Regions from separate parts of the Homo sapiens genome. Here all the other regions are linked to region 2. A link is an interaction called in ENCODE POLR2A ChIA-PET data of the cell type or tissue named here. Cell type or tissue: GM12878. All regions are shown on one strand.

Evidence for each region. Peaks named below come from ENCODE experiments on the same cell type or tissue, not always from the same donor. Only the 100,000 strongest peaks of a DNase experiment are listed, where the experiment ranks them.
Region 1: POLR2A ChIA-PET joins it to region 2 with 13 read pairs; 3 of 35 experiments call an interaction of 5 or more read pairs at or near these places.
Region 3: POLR2A ChIA-PET joins it to region 2 with 11 read pairs; 4 of 35 experiments call an interaction of 5 or more read pairs at or near these places.

The regions. Positions count from the first base shown.
Region 1 is chr12:4,104,538-4,112,537 of GRCh38, forward strand. LOC124900317 (a long non-coding RNA gene) reads right to left here. Exons shown (of 4, transcript XR_007063173.1): 2 at 6,906-7,023; 3 at 5,385-5,743; 4 at 1-4,128. It also overlaps the pseudogene RPL18P9. Among named protein-coding and RNA genes, the nearest start is that of LINC03141, 97 kb to the left of the region's middle. RefSeq lists enhancers at 2,846-3,140, 3,228-3,287. In GM12878, a CTCF peak has its summit at 3,023 (motif pointing right); a DNase peak (open chromatin) is centred at 3,084; H3K27ac peaks cover 1,189 bases.
Region 2 is chr12:4,211,772-4,219,771 of GRCh38, forward strand. No RefSeq gene overlaps it. Among named protein-coding and RNA genes, the nearest start is that of CCND2, 58 kb to the right of the region's middle. RefSeq lists an enhancer at 3,318-3,537. In GM12878, no CTCF peak of the experiment used is centred here; DNase peaks (open chromatin) are centred at 3,324, 3,700, 4,290 and 5,558; H3K4me3 peaks cover 1,278 bases; H3K27ac peaks cover 2,152 bases.
Region 3 is chr12:4,138,771-4,146,770 of GRCh38, forward strand. No RefSeq gene overlaps it. Among named protein-coding and RNA genes, the nearest start is that of LINC03141, 130 kb to the left of the region's middle. RefSeq lists an enhancer at 7,575-7,674. In GM12878, a CTCF peak has its summit at 5,281; DNase peaks (open chromatin) are centred at 4,331 and 7,701; H3K4me3 peaks cover 672 bases; H3K27ac peaks cover 3,097 bases.

The DNA of each region.
Region 1 (8,000 bases), 110 kb before region 2:
ACTTATTTATTTATTTATTTATTGAGACGGAGTCTCGTTCTGTCGCCCAGGCTGGAGGGGAGTGGCGTGATCTCGACTCACTGCAATCTCCACCTCCCAGGTTCACGCCATTCTCCTGCCTCAGCCTCCCGAGTGGCTGGGACTACAGGCGCCCGCCACCACACCCGGCTAATTTTTTGTATTTTTAGTAGAGACAGGTTTTCACCGTGTTAGCCAGGATGGCCTCGAGCTCCTGACCTTGTGATCCGCCTGCCTCGGCCTCCCAAAGTGCTGGCATTACAGGCACGGGCCACCGCGCCCAGCCGAATAAGGCTTTTATCTTTAATTAATTCATGCACTCATGCATGACATTACTTGTTATTAGAGTTAGACAAGGAATAGCATCCATTCTATTCATACTTTTCATTTTTATAGAAGTAATGCTGGGAAACCTTGTTCACGTAAATAAGTTTGGATGGAGTTTTATTATAGCAATATGATTTGGCTCTCTGAACTCTTTCCAAGTTCTAAGCCAAAAATAACATACTGCTCTATCATCAAGAATTATTTTTAATAATCTATCAGCTGACAACTCCATTAGGTCCTCTTCTGATATTGTTGAAAGCAAAGAATTGGAAAACATCTGACTTGCAAATATTTATTACCTAGTCTTTGTGGTCATTAAGTCCTCTTTTTCTGGGAAATCACCTAAAATACTTTATCAAGACTTATTAAATGATTGTTAATTATGCTTGTTATTCTTTCTCATAAAGACACCTTCTAATTTGATATACTTAAAAAGGGTTGGAGAAATTGAAATATCTTTCATTTCAATATAAGTTTACCAAAACTTTTTTGTACATTGATTTTATATTATCATATACTTTATTTTTATTGTGGAAATTTTAAGAGCTGAAAATTTAGCACATTCAGTTTATGGCACTTTAAGGTAATTGTTGAAGTGGGTCATAAAATTAATCACCCAGAGTAGACTTATTCTTTGTCCCCCACCAAAACACTTAGTTTTCATTTTTTTTTTCTTTTCTTTTTTTTTGAGACGGAGTCTCTCTCTGTTGCCAGGCTGGAGTGCAATGGCACTATCTCGGCTCACTGCAACCTCTGCCTCCCAGGTTCAAGTGAGTCTTCTGCCTCAACCTCCTGAGTAGCTGGGACTACAGGCATAAGCAATCACATCCAGCTAATTTTTGTATTTTTAGTAGAGACAGGGTTTCACCATGTTGGCCAGGATGGTCTTCATCTCTTGACCTCATGATCTGCCCGCCTCGGCCCCCCAAAATGCTGGGATTACAGGCATAAGTCACCGTGCTCGTCCAGTTTTCATTTTTCAAGCCAAATCAATGAGTTAATATATGTCCCCAAGACAAACATTCTGCATTCTAATTCTAAGATAGTAGACATACTAGATTAGATAGATAGATAGATGATAGATAGATAGACAGACAGACAGATAGATAGATAGATATTGATAGAGCATGAAGCTGTACCATGAATTTATCACCGGGATGAAATAATGTGCCACCACCCTCAATACTTCCTACCTTCACTAACCTTATTTTATTTTCATGAGATTTGCATGATGGCAATATGTTCTTTGATAATCCTTGGGGGAAGGATGAGGGGACTCATTAGACAAATATTGGTATCATATTTTTGCCTTACCACACAACCTATCTTGCCCTGTGTCTAATTCCATGCTTTGCCCGTCACAGACGTATGTATAAGACAGAGAGAGACACAAAACCTTAGAGATTTATGTTGCCTTCATTAATATTTTCAGTTGTCCTTTTTTGGATGCCATGGAAGTTTGTACACTTGGCCTAATGCACCATAGTAAGTAAGATTTGGGATGAGAGAGAGTTAACAGAATTTTTTCCTTTTGTAAAGTGGGAAAAGCGCTATTGAGAAAGGGCAGGCAGGACCAGAGAACCAGCCCGACCCCCCAGCTGCAGGTGCACTGTCTGCTAGATCAGTTCAGGGAAGGGCAGATACGGCATTCAGCATCTGGAAATGGAGTGCCTTGAAACAATTCATGCCCAAATACCCCCTGGGAAGTCTTCCTGTCTCTTCAGGGACACTCACACTCCAGGTTGTAAACGGTGGTTCTAATACCCCCTCCTTGCAAACCACACCTATAAATAGGTGTGTAGAGACATAGAACATGTTATGAGCTTCACCAAGACCTTCCGAGCCACCATTTCCCCACTGCTCGAACCCTGACCACGGAACATCTCACAATGTGCAGGCAGCACATACCGTGATCAGTGCCACAACTTAGACTTAGTGCAATGGTGAAATACTGAGAAAGAAAAACCAAAGTGCCTCCAGGAAGTAAACAGCCCATGACAAGAGGCCAGACAGACCACACATGAAACAGACGCACCACACATGAAATGTGCATAAGAATACAGTGGAGATATTTACGCTTCTTGTTAAAAAAGATGGGGCAGACAGCTAGAGGGGTGAAGGAACTGGAAATACGGGATCTCAGAGACTAGGGAGACTTCCTGGAGTTGCATTTGTTTTAGAGACTCCGAGAAGGGCACACATGAGATTTGATGGAGTAAGGAAGGCCAGTGTGCTGATACCGTTTTAAAACTTCCACAGCTGTCTTCTGGTAAATGAAAATGTCCTGAAGTCCTTTCCTCTCCAGAGCTAAGATGTGTTTTTGAGCCTGACTTCTATATTCAGTGATAGGAGAAAGAGAGGAAGAAAGGGAGAAAAAAGGGGACAAACTGGAATTTCTCAACTTCTGGACTAGTGGTAGTCAATTGAGTTAATTTATACTAAAGTGTTAATGACACACAACAGTTATACCCTCCAAAGATCCCCTGTAGCATAAAGGCTCTGTGAAATACTGTATATGTTGAGGAATCAAAGTAACAAAGCAATAATGTAAAAGGGAAATTAGGCAAAAGGAATGGGGGAGAGGACTGGTTCTCAGCATTCAAGCAACCCAATCGGGAAACCCCCTGCAATGACAAAACTTATCTAGCGCACCAATGGGGCCAGTAGATATCATCTGCCAGTAGATGGCGGTCTTCATACTAATTGACTCTTCACTGGAACAGCCCTTCTTTCTACCAGATATTTGTAGGGTTGGTTGGCTTATTGCAGAGGTGGAAAAGGAAGCTACCTCCGCAGTGTAAATTGGAGAGCCCTGCGTGAGAGCTCCCCCTGCTCAAAATTTACTCCCTCACAGACTCGGTCACTTATGTCTAAAAGTCCTATTTATTCAACCCTTTATGGAGGAGGGCAGATTGCTGACAAGAAGTGAAACTGGGGTTAGTCATTAACACTTTAGCAGGAACTAATTTGGTATATTAATTCAGGAAAGAAAGGAACTTTCCAGGCACTGGACACTTAATAGCCTTCTTTAAAAGAAAAAAAAAAAAAAAAAGAAGGTGCCCAGACACAGTGGCTCACACCTGTAATCCCAACACTTTGGGAGGCCAAGGCAGGAGGATCGCTTGAGCCCAGGAGCTCCAGACCAGCCCGGGTAACATAGCAAGACCCTGTCTCTACAAAAAGAAAATAAATTAGCTGGGTGTGGTGGCATGTGCCTGTGGTCCCAAGCTACTCGGGAGGCTGAGGCAGGAGGATCACTTGAACCCAGGAGATTGAGGCTGCAGTGAGCTATAATTGTGCCACTGCACTCCAGCCTGGACAACAGAGCAAGACCTGGTCTCAACAACAACAGAAAAAGTAAATAGAAGAAGTAGGCAGAAAAGAAATGGTAGGTTGCAATAGATGGGTTTTGGCTTGGGCCAGACCTGAACACTGTTTCCTTCAACTCCCATCCCACAATGGAGGACCGGGTCCCCTCAGGTTTGCCGAACAGACCATAAAGCTTGTTAACCTTGGCTGGGCGCCGAGGCAGGATAATCCTAATTTCTTGGCACTCCCTACACGGATGCCCATGGATCTCTTTGGCCCAGTACTTTCTTCATCCCTAGGATGGCCTGAGCAGTAAGGGGACATCGCAAAAGAGGAGTTATTCAGAAAGAGGCCAAGATGGTGAGAAGACCTGAAACTGGTGCAGTAGCTATCTGTCCCATGGTAAACTAGAGAAGAGAAGACACATATTCATCAAGGCACTGGCCTCTGACACCAATGGTTGTCATGTGGAACCTGCAAACCCAAAGAGAGAATCAGAAGTTAGAGAGAAATTGATCACTATGCAATGTAAGAACAACTTCACCTTCTGTCATCACCATCTGAAGACAGGCTGATGATGGTTACGGTAAAATAATAATCATCATGACAATAAATCACATTTATTTAACCATCCCTTGTGGCTAGGCGCTGTGTTCCACATGCCTGATTTCATTTGACAATTGCAACATTGCTGTGGAGTGGGTATTACTATGACCACCTTTTTACAGATGAGGAAACAGGCTGAGAAGAATTAAATAACATATTCAGTATGACCCTGAGCATTTAACCATGCCGCGAGGCTGCCTCCTTAGACAGAACGGGCTGCCCTGGGAGTCTACAAGTTCACAGTACAGAGGCATTGGAGCAGAGGCTAGGGACATCTGGCTGGGGTGCTGCAAAGGAGACTCATGGGATTCAATCATCTTAAAGGTCCTCCCAACTCCTAGGGCATACAGATCCACACACTCATTCAGCAAATATGCACAGAGTGCCAGGCTGTGTCCTAGGAACTAAGAAGATGATGTTATCGAAAGAAGGAGGAGGAAGAGAAGGGCACAGAGGAGGAGAGAGGAAAGAAAGGGGGAAGAGAGAAAGGAGGAAGAGGAGGAGAATGGGAACAGCAACTAAAAATTTTTAAAAACAATTTTTTTAAAAAATTCACATCACTATTAATATAATAGGGGCTACTTTACAGAAGTGAAAAAAATGCTATGAAAAAAATATAGTGGGGCATATAACCTAATCTGAAGAACCCAGGAAACTTTCTTCAAACTAGAAGGGAAGTGACATTTTTCTTTTTTTTTCAGCATCCAATTTTTTTTTTTTTAATTTTTAGTAGAGACATAGAGACGAGGTCTTGCTATGTTGCCCAGGCTGATCTCAAACTTCTGACCTCAAGTGATACTCTCACCCCAGCATACCAAAGTGCTGAGATTACTGGAATGAACCATTGCCTCTGGTCCTAAAATATTTAAATAAGAGAGGATGACCCAGGGTTAGTTTTTTTTTAGCTGGGGCTGGCCCTTGGGGTGGACATAGGGTTTGGTGTGGCTGTGTGGGGTTCCCCAGGCCTGGCCGAAATGCCTGTACACCTTGGCCCTTGTAAGTATGGGAGAGCAGGCTGAAGCCACAGGCCTTGGGAAGGCCAGGGCCAGCTGGGCAAAGGTGAGGGTTTTGCCCAGGCTTGAGGATGCGGCTGTAGATCTGCTGCTCACATGCAATGCACACACCTTGAGTTTGGGCACCTCCAGCACGGGCACAACATCCATTATGATCCCCACAACCACAGCTGTTTTGTTCTTCCAGCCAGAAAGCTTCATCTTCCCCATCATATGGGAGAGAGACAGAGGTGGCCAGTTTCTGTGACTCATTAACAATGTCTTCAGCACAACCTGGTTGAAGGTGGAGTTGGTTCATCTGGCCGGAAACCTGAACAGCTTGACCAACAGCCTTTGGTGGATGTCCTGGCTCTTGGGCTCCTGATGCCGAACCTTTTGGTCCTTGTCATGGCAAACATCAACTCCCTCGATGGCACCTTCTGCCCTGCCAGGTCCAGAAGGGAAATGACATTTAAGCTGAGACCTGAAAGCTGAAGAAGAGATACCTAAGCAAATAAGTCTAGGAAACAGCCTTTATAAAAGCCCCATGGATGCTGGGAGCATGGCTCATGCCTATAATCCTAGCACTTTGGGAGGCCAAGGTGGGAGGGGAGCATTGCTTGAGGCCAGGAGTTTGAAACCAGCCTGAGCAAAATAGTGGGGCCCCCGTCTCTACAAAAATTTTTTCTAAAAAAAATTAGCCAGGCATGGTGGCATACGCCTGTAGCCCCAGCTTCTTGGGATGCTGAGATGGGAGCATCGCTTGAGCCCAGGAGTTCAAGGCTGCAGTGAGCTGTGATCGTGTCACTGCACTCCAGCCTGGGCAGCAGAGTGAAATCTTGACTCAAAAAAAAAAAAAAGCCTATGGCGGGAGACTTTGGCTCTTTGAGGATCAGAAGGAAGTGTGGGAGGAGTCAGGCAAGAGGAGCTGACCTGGGCTGCTGCTAGAGAATTAAGCAGGGGTTAGAAGCCATGTTGAGACTATCCTTAGAGTGAGGGTGGGACTTTGAAGTATTTTAAGCAGGGTAGAGACACGAGATCTATGTCTTCAACGACTGCTGTGATTGCTGTATGGTGCCTGCAAGGGAAGAGGGTGGAACCCAGGGGAGTCATGGCAAGGAGATCCCTGTGGAGGTTGGTACAGAATAGGAAATTGCCGTCTTTTGAATGGTTCGTGTGGCACTGCCCATCCACACTGGCCCTGCACATCTTCTTGAAGGGAAGAAAACCCAGGTGGAGAAAGTAGAAGCTAGACTTGGGAGCTGGGGTAGATCTCCACCAGCCTGACCCACCCAGCAACTGTCCTTTCTGGTCTTCACTCTTGCTGTGGTTTTCAAATCTGCATTCAGCAACTGAGGCAAAGCGCGTGTGCTTGGGGATCTTACACACCCTTCCATAATCAGTGACAGCTGCAACCCCGAGTGTTCGCCTCCCACCCTGCCCGTGCTTATGGTTCCTTCCCTGCCACCCAAGAAGAAGATGTAGGAAGCTGGAAGTGAAGAAAAAGAAGGCTAGGCAGTGGCTAGGGAGTCAAAGAGAAGGAAGGTTCAGACATTTTTTGAATAAAAATTCTAAGCCAGATATTTATTCTAATGCACAAAAGAGTTAAGGATGAATGCAGTTCTTGTAGATCTGGCAAATGATGCTACCAACCCTGAGTTAGGAGAGCTCTGTCCATTCCTGGTTTCTGCCCCAACTTCCTTTTTCTCTCAGTTTCCTCACTCTCGAACAGAGTTAATAGCCGGCATCACTTTTATTTTGCAAACTCAAGCTGGAAGGAAGAGTGTTTGGATAGTTAAAATCTTGATAGAGAAGTGAGGCCGTGGTGTTGCCAGGACTGTCATCAGATGGCAGAGGTGGGAAAGAGCCAACTTTTGCTTCCAACCGTCCGTCATATCATTCCATGCTTTTCATTGGAATTAAATCCTCTGTGTTCTAGAACTTCTTTAGAGTCTCATTCTGCAGGGCTCCTCCTCAAAGTGTTTTTTCCACCAGCAATCCCTACCTGTCCCTGTTCCATAAGCCCCCAATTCTTAAGATCTTTGTGAGGGAGACACTGCAGACACATCTTCAATCAAGTCAGAGAGCACCCTTACCCACCCTCTGCTAAATTCAGTCAAGAAATCCCTCAAATATACAAGTTCAGCATCCCTAATCCAAAAATCCAAAATCTGAAATGCTTCAGATCCAAATTTTTGAGTGTGGACATGATGCCACAAGTGAGAATTTTTATACATTAAGTACTTAACACAAACCCTGTTTCATGCACAAAATTACTTAAAATATTTTCTAAAATTACCTTCAGGCTATGTATATAAGGCGTATACGAAAAATAAATTAGTTTTGTGTTTAGACTTGGATCCCATCCCCAAGATATTCATTATGTGCAAAATATTCCAAAGTCTGAAAATATAAAAAATCCAGAGCACTGCTGTTCCCAAGCATTTTGGACGAGTGATACTCAACCTATAGTAGTTGGCTGGTATATTTGGGTTTCTGGAGCACTCAAACTGAGATACAGTTCCTGACCTCAAGGAGCTTACCCTCGTGCCATCCAAGAAAGCAGGCAAACCAGGGCTCCAGAAACATTTACACAGGAGACGCGTTTAACAACCTGCAACAGGAAAACCAGTGACATAACCATGCGGTCAATGGAAGTTTTCTTTGTGCTTAGTATTCTCTAGAAATGACTGAAGCCTGGCTCCCTCTGTCAAAGCAGCACATTCTCCCACTGTGCTTCACCCCTGC
Region 2 (8,000 bases):
AACTGCCTGGGCCCAAGCAGAGGGGAGGAGGCAAACAAGATCCTCTGGGGCTTTTTACTTTCTGCCCCAGACGGACCAGACGAAAGATGCCCTTTGTGGTCTCTTTGGACCAACAAGACTCTGTGATCATAGAGGAATGTGAGCATGAATGCCAGGTTCCCACCAAGTGCTGGTAATGATGAAGTGTCTCTTGGGCAATTTTTATATGATGAAAATGTGGTGGTGCTTTTAAGAGGTTTCAAGAGCCGTAGGCAAAAAGATGCTCTGATGACAGTGGAATGAGATGCTCAAGGCTCTCACCTCCATTATCTCATTGAAGTCTCTCCAGTCCTTTAGGGATCAGAGGGAAGCAGTCAAGGTAATTCCCATCTTACAGAGGGGAAATTAAAAACCCGAGATCTTAGAGCCCAGAAGTTCACCATGTTTATTCTGTATTTGGCTTAGTAAGTGATTACCCTTAATACAAGAAGTTTCTAGTAGACAGGACAACTTGGAATATTTCCTTCCTTTACATTAAAATTCAATCTAGCATCACTGAGAATTTGGTATTTAAAAAATGCTGTTTGCTGCTGGGAAAGAAGGTTATGGGGAAGATGGTGATGATGCTGACAACGATGACTATGACCAGTACCAGAGACCTGAATTCATTCAGGAATAACAGTACAAAGAACACCTGTCCCCAGGTCCTTGAGCGCTGAGGCCCAAACACCTTACAGAATCCCCCCAGTTTGGTGACAAACCACTCCTATCGTGAACTACCAAAAAAGGGGAGCAGGGAGATTGGAATAACCAGCTCTTTGGTAGATAATCCAGGTCCGTAGTCTATGGTTCTGGACTCTGGATGATTCCCTGAGCCAGCCTGTCAATAACTGATTCCAGCAGGGATGTCTGGCTTGGGCTGGGGGCACTGGCAGATAAGGACATGCAGTGCTCAGATGTCGCTTCAGAAAAGGACTTGCAGAGTGTGATTAGCTGATGGGCTCCAGCTTTTAGCTCCCTGGGGTCCGCCATGACTTCCTACCTGAGGTCACACATTCCTTGCAAGAGGATGGATGGGAATCAGCCAATGATCGAGCAAGGTGCTAGCAAAAATGCATACCAATTTCCTTGCTATGTGGGACTCCTTCATTGGGCAGTCTTTGCTCTGGAGCTGCCCATTGGGCTGGCATGGACTTTGTTGGATGTACATGGTAATCTTGTGGCTCCTTCTGCCTTGTTCTACTTTCTCCCCTTTTCTCTCACAGGTCTTCTTCCTGCAAACTTTCTGCACTCCTAACTCCACCGCAGCATCTGCCTTCTGGAGAACACAGCTGTCACACCTGTGTTAAGCTCCAAAGCGCTGGAGGTACCTAGTGCCTGGATGAAACTAGAGACATGGAGATATTGCACCCAATAGGACAAGGATGAATCCAGCCCACAGGCCACCAGAGAGGAGGAATACAGCTAAGTGGCTGAGGGCATGGATGCTAGCAGCTGGCACCAGCGCTAACCAAGGGCTTATCAGGACAAGGGAGGCAGCTCCCCTCCATGCCAGCCAACTGCACTTAGGTGACGATGCTGAGGATTTCTGCAGTCTAAGTTACTCTGAAGCTTGGGCAAATTGTTTTACTGCCTTCAGCCTTAGTTACCCCATATATAAAATGGGATAAGTGACACGTGTTGTTAAAGTTCACCTTTCATCGGACCCCAAAATGATTCTAGAGATAGAGAGCAGATTAGGGGTCGCTTAGGGCTGAGGAAGATGGGGCTATAGGAGGCTGATAGCTAAAGGGCACAGGGTTTCTTTCTGATGTGATGAAAAAGCTCTAAAATTGACTGCGGTGATGATTGCATAACTCTGTGAATATACTCAAAAATCACTGAATTGTACACTCTGAATGAGCGAGTTGTATAACACGTGAATTGTATTTCAACCAAGCTGCTATTTTAAAACACTTAGCTCAATGAATCATTGCAAGATGAATAACCCATGTAACCATCACCCAAGTCAGGAAATGGAATATTCTAGAATCCCAAAGTCCACCTACCGCCTGCGAGGACATGTATTTTTTGTTTGTTTGTTTAGTCTCCTGTCCCCAGAAATCTTATGGCACATCTCTGAAATAGGTCATTTGGTGTGACTGGTATTAACTTCCACTGGGTCTGCAAGGAAACATGGTGGCCTCCCTGGTGATCCTTCTCATGAAACACAGAGTTCATTCCTAGCGTCCTATTTTAAAAGGGATACTGGCAAATCTGAGCCCATCCCAAAGGTGTGTGAACAGATGAGGAGATCTAGTGTTCACATGAACAAAAGCTGAGGATCCAGGTCCACATAGCCTGGAGAAAAGATTTCTGGGGGACCGAATTGTTGTCTTTCCATAGTAAAGGGTTACCACATGGAAGTGAAGGCACCTGTGCTTTGTCACCCACAGGGCAGATCTAGGAAACAGGAGATGGGGCAGTGCCAACATGTATAGTGTCCAGCATTACATATGGCACGTGACACACAAATACCACCAGAGTCATTTATCAAGGGCCTAGTACATGTCGGGCTTTGCGTGTTCTCTCGAATCCTCACAAAGACCTTGTCAGATGGGTATAATAATCCATGTTTTGCAAAAGAGGAATGAACTGGGAGAAGAAGATTTGCCAATGGGGACAGATGAGACAGTGTGGCCCTCTTAGGCGCCAACATCTTTATCCTGCATTAAATGAACATGCAAGCTTGTCCAACAGACAGGCATCAAAGGCTGTTTAGAAGAGAAGGGAAAAGAAATGGAGAGGGAGCAGGGGACCTCCCAAGCTCATTGCAGGTGTGTCCCTAAGAACTCCAGAGGCCCGGCCAGGTACAGTGGCTCACGCCTGTAATCCCAGCACTTTGGGAGGTGGGCGGATCACGAGGTCAGGAGATGGAGACCACCCTGGCTAACACGGTGAAACCCCGTCTCTACTAAAAAAATACAAAAAAATTAGCCGGGCGTGGTGGTGGGCGGCTGTAGTCCCAGCTACTCGGGAGGCTGAGGCAGGAGAATGGCGTGAACCCGGGAGGCGGAGCTTGCAGTGAGCCGAGATTGAGCCACTGCACTCCAGCCTGGGCGACAGAGCAAGACTCTGTCTAAAAAAAAAAAAAAAAAAAAAAAGAAGATGATGATGAAACTGAGGATTAGGAAGGTTAAGCGACTTGCCTGGACCAAGATCATCAGCTGCATGAACCTCTTAACAAAATGTTGGTCTAAAAAGCTATGTCAGGCTTATTCCTGGTTCCTCGTCTAAGCTGCTGTGACATTCTTCACACACGTCACCCTTTCCCTGGCCTTAGTTTCCCAATCTTTGGGCATGGGGCCTGAGCAGAGGGCTGTATAGCGGCTTGAGCAAGTGGTCTGGCGAGAAGAAAGTGCCTTCTGAAATTGAGTCTGTTCTGTGGCAGCGTTTGGGTGGAGCCCCCGATTTTGGCCCAAATTGCGCAAATAGTTGATCATAAAGAAGATTAAACAGACAAGTGAGATTTGCGCCGGTGGTCTCAAGATGGGACAAGTTTGTTCTAGATTTGAAAGTCATGCTTCAGTGCTCCAATGTAGCAAATTTTCTGTCCCTGGGGCTCTGGGGAAACCCTTGTGTAGTATATTTGCTTTCAGTTTCCTTTGACAGAGGTAGGGAGCTGGTGAGTGGGGGAAACATGCCCTTTTTCTAGGATCCCTCAACGCTTAATAGACGTGCAATCACCATCATCCAGCAAGGGCGTTGACAGCTTCTCAACTTCTGAACATTCACCCAGCAACCCGCGCCATGCCCCTGCGGTCTGGCCCTTGTCCAGCCTGCTGAGCCTTCTCTGTCAGAACCTTCATAAAAACAGGAACAGGATCTCTGACGGCCCAGAGGCTAACTCTGTCTCCTTTCTTGCCCGTTTTACTCTGGGCCCTCCCACGTGCCCACCAAACGCTGAAGGGAAGATTTTCTTAACTCAGTAAATGGCCACACATGTGTCTCGCTTCTGCAGTTCTGGCTTGGAGAAGTTTAATGTCTCGGGGCTGGAATAGCCTTGGAAGTCCTCAGGTTTATCCCACTGCCTCTGGGTTGACCACGTCGAGAGCTCCCCAGGACTCTCTGCCTCCCCATGTTTCTTAAGCCCACATCTGTGCAGAGCTTGTGGATCCTCAGTCAGATCAACCAGTCAATCTCCAAAGCTGCTCACCATCTAGTGCCACTGAGAGCCTTAATGCAGATATAGATGATGACCTGGTAGCTCACATGTACTACCCAGGGCTTTAGAGAATATTCAAAAAGTGCAAGTCCTTGTATGACTCAGGATGTGTCAGGTAGGTAGCTCCCGGGAGACAGAGAGAAGGCGGGTAGCCCCTCCATTGTGTGTTTAGCTCTTTCAACAATCCCTTGTAAGGTCTGTTAAATTATCTTGAGCACACAGCTCATTTTCTCAAATAAAATCTGTTCACTTTAAGGAAGAGAGATGCTTTATCTTCCCTCCTATTATTCCTGGCATCAAACCTAGCAAATAGTAATAATAATAATAGCTATGAGTTATGACTGCCTACTCTGTTCCAGACACTGCAAAAGGAACTGTAAATACATTAGCTTACCTTACCTTGACGAGAATTCTATGAGTCAGATATTGTTACCATTTGAAAGACGAAGAATGAAGGATCAGATTCATTCAGTGACTTGTTCCATCCTGACCTTTCAGCCTATAGCTGATGGAATCAGCATTCTAACCCAGGATAATCTGAGAAAAGGCTGGATAAGTCAGGATAAGCCAAGCTATGCTGCAGGTACAAGTAAACTCTAAAGTTTCCGTGGCTTTGTATAATAAAAGTGTATTTTTCACCCACGCAAAAGTGGTTGCAGATCTGAGTGCATCTCCAGGGTAGTTTTCCTCCTTGTGGCAGCTCAGCTACCCTTCCCTTTTCCCACCCCAACATGGGGCCTCTATTGTCAATCTACCTGAAGACAAAGGGCTGGAGCTTCACGCAGGGGCTTCCATGCTTAGGGCTGAAGATGACCTGACTGTATCACCACCAAACACATTCCATTAGCTAGTCATTCACAGGGCCCCACCTAACTTCAAGGAACCTGGGAAAGTAGACTTCTCTGTGCCCAGGAAAGAGGAAAACCAGGTATGGAGAAGCCCTAGTAATCTCTGCTACAAAAGCCAACATGCTTTCTACCATGCTAAACTGCCTCTAAAACTGAAAATAAAAAATAAAGTATGTTCTAATGACATTGCCACTGAGGTTGTCACGTGCACACAAAAGACTGGAGTGGGTGAGTTGGGGAAGATAGAGGAGCCGTTCATGCTGTAGACAAAACGCAAGACTTTTTGGTACATCAAATCAGCCCCCAAATCCCCGACCTAATTAGTGCCCAGACAGAGGAGCTGGACTGCCCCCATCTTTCCTCTCAGATGGATTTCCAGTCTTCTGTGACTTCTTCTTATCAAGGTGCCCCTAATATTCACTGTAACAGAACCTCCCACATATACACCACTCGCTGCTGGGGTGCACAGCAGAGAGAGAGGAAGTTAGGAGGCAGGGCTGGCATATGTGACACTTCGCATACATTTTCTCATTTCATCCTTGCAGCAAACCCACTTGGTGTAGCTCTTGGTAGTTTCACCCATTGAATAGTACAGGAAATTGAGACTCAGAATAATTAAATCGCTTTTGAAAGGCCACTTACGGGGACCTTCTCACTCCAAATGGACTTTTCTCACTACGACCATGTCAAATTTGCCCCCGGTCTGTTTTATTTACTTAAGTGGATCTCAGTCGCATGGAAATGGATTAATCATAATACTTATTTCATTCTGCACTCCTATAGTTGCCCCATGCATAACCCTACTTGATTGTTTGGCTATTGTTTTGAAAAATGTAACACGCTCCTAGAAACATACCACCCAACACATGGTTCTTCTTCATCCCACTCTGCCTGCCTCTTCCATGCACTGTAATTAACATACTACATTTTAGATGCATCTTTATCTTGCTTTCCTTTTATATAATTTCATTTTATTTATTTATTTATTTATTTATTTTAGAGACAGAGTCTTGCTCTGTCACCTAGGCTGGAGTGCAGTGGTGCAATCATAGCTAACTGCAGCCTCAAACTCCTGGGCTCAAGCGATCCTCCTGCCTCAGCCTCCCAAAATGCTGGGACCGCTGGCAGGCACCATCATGCCCAGCTACTTCTAATTTTTTTGTAGAGATTAGGGTCTCACTATGTTGCCTAGGCTGGTCTGGAACTCCTGGCCTCAAGCAACCCTCCCATCTCAGCCTCCCAAAGAGCTGGGATTACAGGCATGAGCTACTTTGCCTGGCTGTTTTATTAATTTTGAACACTGTAATATTTCGTTGTGTGAAATACTACAAATAATGTTTTCAGCTACTCTCTTATTTTTGCTATTGTGAGCAATTGCTATGAATGTCTTTTGCTGTGTGTGAAAAGGTTGTTTATGTAACCAGGAGTGAAATTGCTGTGCAATAAGTATGTGAACATTTTTCAAAATGGTTGTAATCATTTATACACCCTTAAGGAATGAGAGATTTGTGGATTTATTCATACATCTTCTGCAACATTTGGTTTGGTTAGACTTTGTAACTTGCCAGTAGAATTAACACATTTCCCTGATCACAATGAGGTTGAGTATCTCTTTGTTTATTAACTATGTGTGTTTCCTCTTCCGCAGAAGACCTGTCCAGGTCTCTTAATGATTTTTCTATCAGCTTGCTTATGTTTTTCTTATTGATTTCTAGGAGTTCTTTATAATATTCTTCAAACTAATCTGTTTACAAGTTGTCTTTTCTGTATATTCAAGGCATTACATGATGTTCTTTGCTTTAATACCTCTAAGGTTAGCACTTTCTGTTTTGAGAAACTCTTCTCTGCTCCAAGGTTTAAAAGATATTTGCCTATATTTTCAACTAAATTTAGAATTTACAGCCTGAAGTTTAAAAATTTTAGGTTTTTTTTTTGACAATTAAGTCAATCTGGAGTTGTTTGTTTTTATATGGTGTGAGGCAGGGAATAATTTTCATATTTTCCTTATAGATAACCTTTTTTTTTCAGCTTTATTTATCAGATAGTACACAGGTCTGTTTCTGCATTCTCTATCCTATTCCATCAGTCAATGTGCCCATCCTGTGGCGCTGCCACAATGTCTTCATTACTCAGGCAGTGTGTGATTAGCCTCTTGTGGCTCTGTTTCCCCCAAAATTGGCAATGATGTTATCTCTCTCTTTAGAACTTTATGGTTCAGATGAATTTCCTTTTCTCTCTGACCTACTCAATTGTAATCTGACACTTGTTACACTCAAAAGGTCTTTACACATAGAGGGAGTGGGCAAAGTAAGCTCTTGCTCCCATCAGGCACCTTCCTCTAGGGACTCTCGCCATCAGTGGCCAGGGCCCAGAATCTCAAACTTGCTTGCCTCTAGCACCAGGCACCTCTGTCCATCCCAAACAACTTCCATCACCTCTGGAAGGTCTCACAGTATCCCAGTCAGGCAGAGTCCCCATCTCCAGTTTTTTGTTTCGTTTTTGTTGTTGTTATTGTTTTCTTTTTTTGAGACAGGGTCTGGCTCTGTTGCCCAGGCTGGAATGCAATGGTGAGATCTTTGCTCACTGCAACCTCTGCCTCCTGGGTTCAAGTGATCCTTCTGCCTCAGCCTCCTGGGTAACTGGGATTACAAGCATACGCCACCATGCCAGCCTAATTTTTGTATTTTCAGTAGAAATGGGGTTTCACCATATTGGCCAGGCTGGTCTGGAACTCCTGGCCTCAAGTGATCCACCCACCTCAGTCTCCCAAAGTGCTGGGATTACAGGTGTGAGCCACCATGCCCAGCCCCTACCTCCAGTTTTACTAAATCCCAGGGAAGCATTTGTGATGGGAAAAGAAAAACTTTACAACTTATGCGGCTAGCTCTGTTTGGTGGATGAGTGAGTCCTGCTTATCTAAGATTTGATCCAGTTCAAATTAAGAAAACTGTAATTTCAGAGTTTCTCTT
Region 3 (8,000 bases), 73 kb before region 2:
CTTAATCCAGTCTATCATTGTTGGACATTTGGGTTGCTTCCAAGTCTTTGCTATTGTGAATAGTGCTGCAATAAACATATGTGTGCATGTGTCTTTATAGCAGCATGATTTATAATCCTTTGGGTATATATCCAGTAATGGGATGGCTGGGTCAAATGGTATTTCTAGTTCTAGATCCTTGAGGAATTGCCACACTGACTTCCACAATGGTTGAACTAGTTTACAGTCCCACCAACAGTGTAAAATTATTCCTATTTCTCCACATCCTCTCCAGCACCTGTTGTTTCCTGACTTTTTAATGATTGCCATTCTAACTGGTGTGAGATGGTATCTCACTGTGGTTTTGATTTGCATTTCTCTGATGGCCAGTGATGATGAGCATTTTTTCCTGTGTCTGTTGGCTGCATAAATGTCTTCTTTTGAAAAGTGTCTGTTCATATCCTTCACCCACTTTTTGATGGAGTTGTTTGATTTTTTCTTGTAAATTTGTTTAAGTTCTTTGTAGATTCTGGATATTAGCATTTACCATTGCAGCGAGGGGTTTTTGTAGGTAGCTAGCTTCCTTGCCCCGGGGGTGGCATGCAAATATTGCATGCCTTCAGCTGAGTAGGAGATTACTGCCTTGGAGAGAGGATGGAAGGAGATGGCCTCTTAAGCCTCCTCCTACTTGGGTTTCCTGATCTGACCAGTAGAGCCAATGTCTCGTCTCCTACCCTGTGCCTGGGATCAGCTGGAGTACTGCCCTCTCTGAGGCATCTGCTAGCATATAAGAAGGAATCTTTCATCTGGATGTTTTTTAGGGACCATCCTACAAGCTGGCTTTCTAAGGATCTTCCAGCTCTTAGATCCCCTAACTCATACATAAAAACGAATATGTATTTTCTTATCCTTCTGGAAGGAGTCTCAGTGCCCACAGCCCATCACACATATGCACACACACACAGCCTACTGAACACACTGCACATCCTCCCCAGAATGTTGCCAGAGATTTTATCTCATTCACCTGTGATGTGCCCAGCACCTACTATGGAGCTTGGCATATAAAAAGTAGGTGCATAAATAGTATAAGCTAGGCTGAGCATGGGGGCTCATGCCTGTAGTCCTAGAACTTTAGGAGGTCAAGGCGGGAGGATTGCTTGAGCCCAGGGGTTCAAGACCAACCTGGGCAAGATGGTGAGACCCTGTCGCTACAAAAAGAAAAAAAAATTTTTTAATTAGCTAGGCATGATGGCACATGCCTGTGGCCCCAGCTACTTGGAGGCTGAGCTGGGAGGATCTTCTGAGCTGAAGAAGTCAAGGAGGCAGTGAGCTATGATGGTACCACTGCACTACAGCTTGGGCCACAAAGGGAGACCCTGTCTATAAGAATAAATAAGTAACTTTTAAAAGGATGAACTAAATTGAATGCACAGTGCCTGTGGGTTGCTGTAACACTTTCTTTCTCTCTTTACCCAATGAACCCCCTCGCAGAGACTGTCTAGAGTCCCCCAAAGAGCTGGGTTTTGAGGGGTTGAGGTCCTACTGTAAGAGTCAACTGTGCTAAGCACAGTTCACTGTAACTTCCTCCCCACCCTCAACCCTGCCCCCACCCCTTGATCTCCTATAGGCCCATGATGAAACCCCTACCCTAAAATCTGTTTCCTTAAGTTGATGCTGGTGGATCTGGCAGCATCACTCTCCCCTTTCTCCTGTTCTCCCACTTTTCTCGTCTTCATCCTTTCCTTTCCACACTGTTTTCCTTTCCTCTCTCCTTTCACTCTGTTCCTTGTCCTCTCCTCGCTTCTCTCTTCTCTTTCTCCCCCTCTCTCTCCAACTAGAGGGGAAAAAGAAAAGTGTCAGTTTTGCTCCAGCCAAGCAGCTGGGCCCTCAGCCAGTGCCTTCCCTCCAGCTGCCTGATGTAGGATGATCTAAATAAGAAATGTGGGGGTGGGGGTAGTGTCTTCCAGGGACTCCCTTCACTAGCCTCCTGGGTTAAAAAGCACACTGGGGAATCTCTGCCTTTGGCTGGGGCAGCGCCTCTGGCCAGTTTGGGCAACACCCTCCGCCATCATGACTACCGTCTCTGCTGCCCTGAAGGGGACGCATGTTTCCAGGTGACAGGTTTGGAGGCTGCCTTAACTCTTTTTTAGGGAGAACGGGTTCTGCTCCAGGTCCCTAAAATGGTTTGGTTGCCGCAAAAGCCCCAGGCATGGCTGGGAAAGTCCAGATGTGTGTTAGAGGTGAAGTAGAGAGAAGACAAGGGCTTACTTTCTGCATCTACCCAAAACTCCTCAGGGGAGACCCCAGAAAAGAAAGAGCTCAGGGGCCTGTGGGTGGGTGGGAGTGAATGCTAAAGAGGAGACCTGGAGGCCCAGGGAAAAGGTCATGACCCACTAAATACACAGGCAAAAGGGGCCCCACAGCCTGGGTCCCCAGGTGAAAGAGCAGGAAACGGGAATGTCTCCCGGGTCTTGACATGTGGTTGTAATGATCACAGACCCCTTAGGCTCAAAGGGACCTCAGAGGTCATCTCCATCCTCCTGCTTCCTGGTGGGGCTGGATGTAAATTAGTCAAGATGTGCAGGCAGCTCTGTTCTTAAAGGTCCCTGGAGAAGGAAAACCGGGCTCCTTTTCACTGCATATTAGGCTCAGGATCCTGGTGTTGACTTTTTCCAGATCATCCAGAAAGGTCACAGTTTACAAAGGCTACATCCGAAATTGCCCTGTGACTTGGCTGGCTGTCTGGACTCCTGGGCCTTCGGTCAATAGTGCATTGTCATCACAAGTTTCCCACGCAAGAGTTCTTGCTGTCCAGCTCAATTCCTCTGGCTGCTGTTGAGGGTCTGTGCTCATCTCCATGACATATGCAAAGTGCTTAGAATGGTGCTTGGCACATAGTGAGCACTACGTAAGTGTTAGATATTATCATAATTGCTGCTATGGTTGCAGCTTTCAGTGGAGATGGAAATCAGTTACTCATCAGTGTCCTTCTTGAGAGTACCCATTGCCTATAATGCTGTCCTAAAGGCAGAGAGGGGATTTGAGAATCATACATAGCTAAGGTGTCTCCCCTGACCTACCTCCCCAGCCAGGTTATGCCCCCTTTATCCTGTGTGTTCCCAGAACCACATTAGCTGACCTTTTTGAAGGGGCAGTAGTATGGTATAGTCATGGCTAGGGGCTCTGAATAGGGAAGACATAAAATGTATTATCCAATCCAGGATGCTTTTGCAAGTGGGGAAAATGGCTACTGTTAATGAGGTATGCCAACAGGCATAAACCAGAATTTTCCCAGGCAAAGTGGGACACCCATCACCCTAGCTCTGGGTTTGAATCAAGTCTCTACGATTGGTTCTTTGGCAGATCCTGAGCAGTGTAGTTTGTGTCTTGAGCTCAGGTTTTTCTTTTCCTTTTGAGATGGGGTCTCACTCTGTCACCCAGGCTGTAGTACAGTGATGTGATCACAGCTCACTGCAGCCTCAACCTCCCTGGGCTCAGGTGATCCTCCCACCTCAGCCTCCTAAGTAGCTGGAACTATGGGCCCACATCACCACACTGGGCTAATTTTTTTGTATTTTCTAGAGACGAGGTTTTGCCATGCTGCTCAGGTTGGTCTCAAACTCCTGGGCTCAAGCAATCCTCCTGCCTCAGCCTCCCAAAGTGCTGGGATGAAGGTGGGAGCACCTGCTCCACCATTGAGCTCAGGTTGCTTATTAGTATAACATACCAAGGTAAAATTTCTACCCCCTAGGACAGAGGATCTCAGCCTTTGAAGTACGTGAGAGTTTATCAAAAAGCAAGATGCTCAACTCCACTCCTGGAAACTGGTCCAATGGGTCAGGGGGTGACCTAGGAGTCTGCATTTGGACAATCACCTCAAGGGATTCTGGGAGGGGATCTGCAGGTCAACATTTCAGAAACATTGCCTTTGGGTCACAGTAAAGACCATGAAAATAACTTGAGGGGACACCTGGAAGAGCGCGGACCACATTTCTGGAGTAGAGAGGTGCAATGTCTTGCCCATATTCACCCGAATCTAGCAGTAGAGCTGATCCCAGCCCAGGTGTGACAATTTGCAGATATGCGGATGACGGACAGCTCCCAGGTCCAGGCCAGGCACTGCAGAACGTTCTATTCCTGCTGCTCACCTTCCCCCGCCCGCCCGCAAGCTCCACCTGGAGGACCTGGGTGGGGTGGAGCACAGGTTTGCTGAGAAATCTGGCTGAGAGATCTGACCGTTAAATGGGTTTCATCCTGAAATGACTTTGAGTGAAAACTGAAAGTAAAACTTGAAACCACCCACTTCCCGCTGCTTCCTTCCCTCGAGCGCTGAGTGCAGCTAAGCCACTCCTGTCTTGTAGGGCTTGCTCCTGCCTCGCCCTTCCCAGACCAAGCCCTGAACCCCACTGACGGTCGTGCCTGAGCCCCACCCTTGGCACCACCTCAAGGACTCTGTTCCTCCCCTCCCACTGCCCAGGCGGAAGTCAAAACCGTGCGTACTGCAGAGGAGGCACATCCTTCGAGAACAGCGAACACCCCAGCCTTCTTATCAACCCTGACTCCTATTCATATCCTCACCCTATTTATTAAATAAGAACCAGTTCTTTCATTTAAAAAATGGATCAAAGACGGCTGGGCGCAGCGTCTCACATCTGTAATCTCAGCACTTTGGGAGGCCAAGGCGGGAGGATCACCTGAGGTCAGGAGTTCGAGACCAGCCTGGCCAACGTGGTGAAACCCCGTCTCTACTAAAAATACAAAAAATTAGTCAGGCGTGGTGGCAGGCACCTGTAATCCCAGCTATTCGGGAGGCTGAGGCAGGAGAATTGCTTGAACTGGCAGGTGGAGGTTGCAGTGAACCGAGATAGCGCCATTGCACTCCAGCCCGGGTGACAGAGCAAGACTCCATCTCAAATAATAATAATAAAATAAAATAAATAAAAAGTTATCAAAGACATGTGTAATGACCACAGCCTCCGAGCTGCATATTAAGCATAATGCAATACTGAGTGGGCATCATTTAAGTCAAAAACACAAAATCATAACATTTAAAATACACATTTTACTGTGAAAGCAAGGTACATGCTCACAGCAAAAACTCAAACAGCACAGAAATGGAAGACATAGTTTCAAGAATCTCATCCTCCAAAAGCCGCCTCTTTTAATAGTTCAGCATTTTTTAAAATCCTATATTGTAGTGAGTCTGTGCAGCAGAATTCCTATTGAATGCACACTGTTACCTGAAGCTCTGAGAGGTTAAGTTAACTTGCCCAACATCACTAGGCTAGGACGTGGTAGTGCCACTTGGTGATATCGTGAGACAGAGAGAAAAACAAAAAAACAAAAAAAACGACCTGCTACTAGGGAAAGAGACAGGTGGGATACAACACACTGAGAAGTGGGGGCATTGCCCAGTCTGTTCACACTTGCCTAGGAGACAGGAATGACCTCGGCAGATGCACACATTAGCCAGGAGCCCAGCCTAATGCGTGGAATTAAATATTGAAAGCTGAAATGCAGTTTAGGGATCATGGAGTGGCACCTCTTAATTTTATAGAAAGGAAAACTGAGACCCAGAAAACCAGTGCCAAATAGGCCAGTGATCTTCAAACACTTCCCAAGAAATATGCCAGCCCGGGCAGCTTCAAGGCATCCCTTTCCTGACTTCAGCTTCCACAGTGCTCATTTCTGTCTAGATCTGCCTACTGTCCCGCCTCACAATTGTTCTCCTCTCACTTTACAGAAAAAAATGCACCTCTCACCCATCCTGCATCTTACTACATCCCGGGTATAAATGGTCTGGGGCCTCAAACAAGGGAACAAACAAAACCTTGGCATCAGTAAAGAGCAGCCTTCTTTACTTAAGGCTCTTCTTGCCTTACACATATTTATTCTAAGGTCGAAGCTCCATGGTGGAAATGGGAGTGTTTTGTCTGCCATGGGATACACTGAATTCAGATACAGTGTAGAGCAGGGGCAAGAATGCTGATAATTTCTATTTAACCACCTTACTTCTTCTTTCCTCCTGCAAAAGTCAAAAGAGACCTTGCCTCAAGGAGAGACCTGTGAGAGCACAGCAAGCGGCTATCAGTGTGAACTATCAGGTTGTCACCTGATTTCTTCCAGGAGATAAGCACAGGGCAAGTCCATGCCTTTCCTATCAATCTATCTGAAAATCAGAATTCAGAAAAGAGACGGTTATCCCTAAGGCATATGTGAATTCTTCTTGGCCTGGCTCATGCTCCATCATTTCTCCATGATTTCAGCTCCTAGCCCACTGTCACTCTCTCCAGTCCTATCTTTTGTCTTGGAGATTTTAAAATACAGTAAGCACGCTTCTTGGGACACCTCTTTTCCCCTGCCACACTGTATCCACCTCCCCCATGGTCCACACACTAGACCTTGTTATTATCAATAATTTCAATCCCACTGTAACCTCAATTTCCGGCTCTTTTTTTTTTTTTAGACGGAGTTTTGCTCTGTCGCCAGGCTGGAGTGCAGTGGTGCGATCTCAGCTCACTGCAACCCCTGCCTCCTGGGTTCAAGCTATTCTCCTGCCTCAGCCTCCTGAGCAGCTGGGATTATAGGCGCCCGCCACCATGCCCAGCTAATTTTTTTGCATTTTTAGTAGAGACAGGGTTTCACCATGTTGGTCAGGCTCGTCTCGAACTCCTGACCTCGTGATCCACTAGCCTCCCAAAGTACTGGGATTACAGGCGTGAGCCACCTCACCTGGCCAGGCATGCCACTCTTTAATCCCACCTCCTGCCTTTCCAGCTGACCCCTCTAGAACCTCAATTCCACTCAGCCTTGGACCCCACCAGATCCTGCCATCCATTGATATTATCTCTTCTTCACTGGCCTCACTCCCTCTCCCCTTCTTACTACCCACCTTCAATTTCATGGCCAGTCATTGTGATCACCCCCTTGCACACCTCCTCAATTCCTTACCTTTTCTTGCTTTACCACAGCAAGATATGAGCTGAGGAGCATAAGGCAGCTGGCAGAGGTATCAAGACCACCATAATGTGTGAGCATTCCTGGGTGCTCCTTGGAAACGCTGGGGGTCCCTAGAGCTACAGGGGATAGGGAATGCCAGTTGATGTTACTAGGACACGAAAACAAAGCATGCTCCCTGAAGGCTGAAGAAATGGGGGAGTCTTGGGTTACATGAGGATTTATGAGGACCCTAAACTATCCCTGGAGGAGACCCAGCAACTGTGCTTAGTGGTTCCCCTGAAGTTAGTACTTTGCAGTTCAGCCTGCCTAGAAACCCACCACCATCGCTCATCCTTTCTCGGGGCACAGCTCCAAGCGATAGTGACTCACTTCTCAGTGTACATCTTGTACTCACACTTTCCAAGAGAAAGTGTCCGATGGAGTCACCGTGTCACTGTCTCATGGGGAAGACCCCTATGGAACAGAGTGTTTTGCCAAGCCACCTCGAAGGAGTCAGACTACTTTCTGGCTTGGGTGCCAATCCCTTGGTCAGCTTTCTGCAACCTGAGTGGCAGAACTCATAGCACAGGACATGACCACTGGCTGTGGAAGGTGCTGCCTGTGACAAGTGAGTTGTGGTCCTCAGAGCATCCTAGATCACACTGGCTCACGCTCAATTCTGAGAACCAGCTCTTAGTTTCATCTTTCATTAATCCAGGAACTCTGTACATTCACCTTCAAGGGGAATTTCGCTGGCAGTCCCCAGGCTCAGAGGCTGACTCGTGATGTCTCGATCAGACACAAAAAAAGGTACCTGTTCCACTCGCCTCCCCACACAGTGATTTCATGTGCAAAACCTGTGAGGAGAGTGTGATGGGAAACTTCATGTTCTGTTTCCAGTTCTGAGCTTTATTGTGAAGAAAGCAGATGGATGTGGGTTCAAATTCTGGTTTTATCTCGTCAGCTGTCAGACCCTGCGCAGTTTACTTAGGCTATCTGAACCTCCATCTCCTCATCTGTATGGGGAGAATGATGTTTACCTTTCTGAATCTTAGGGAGGTTTCAATGACTTGTATTTAGCA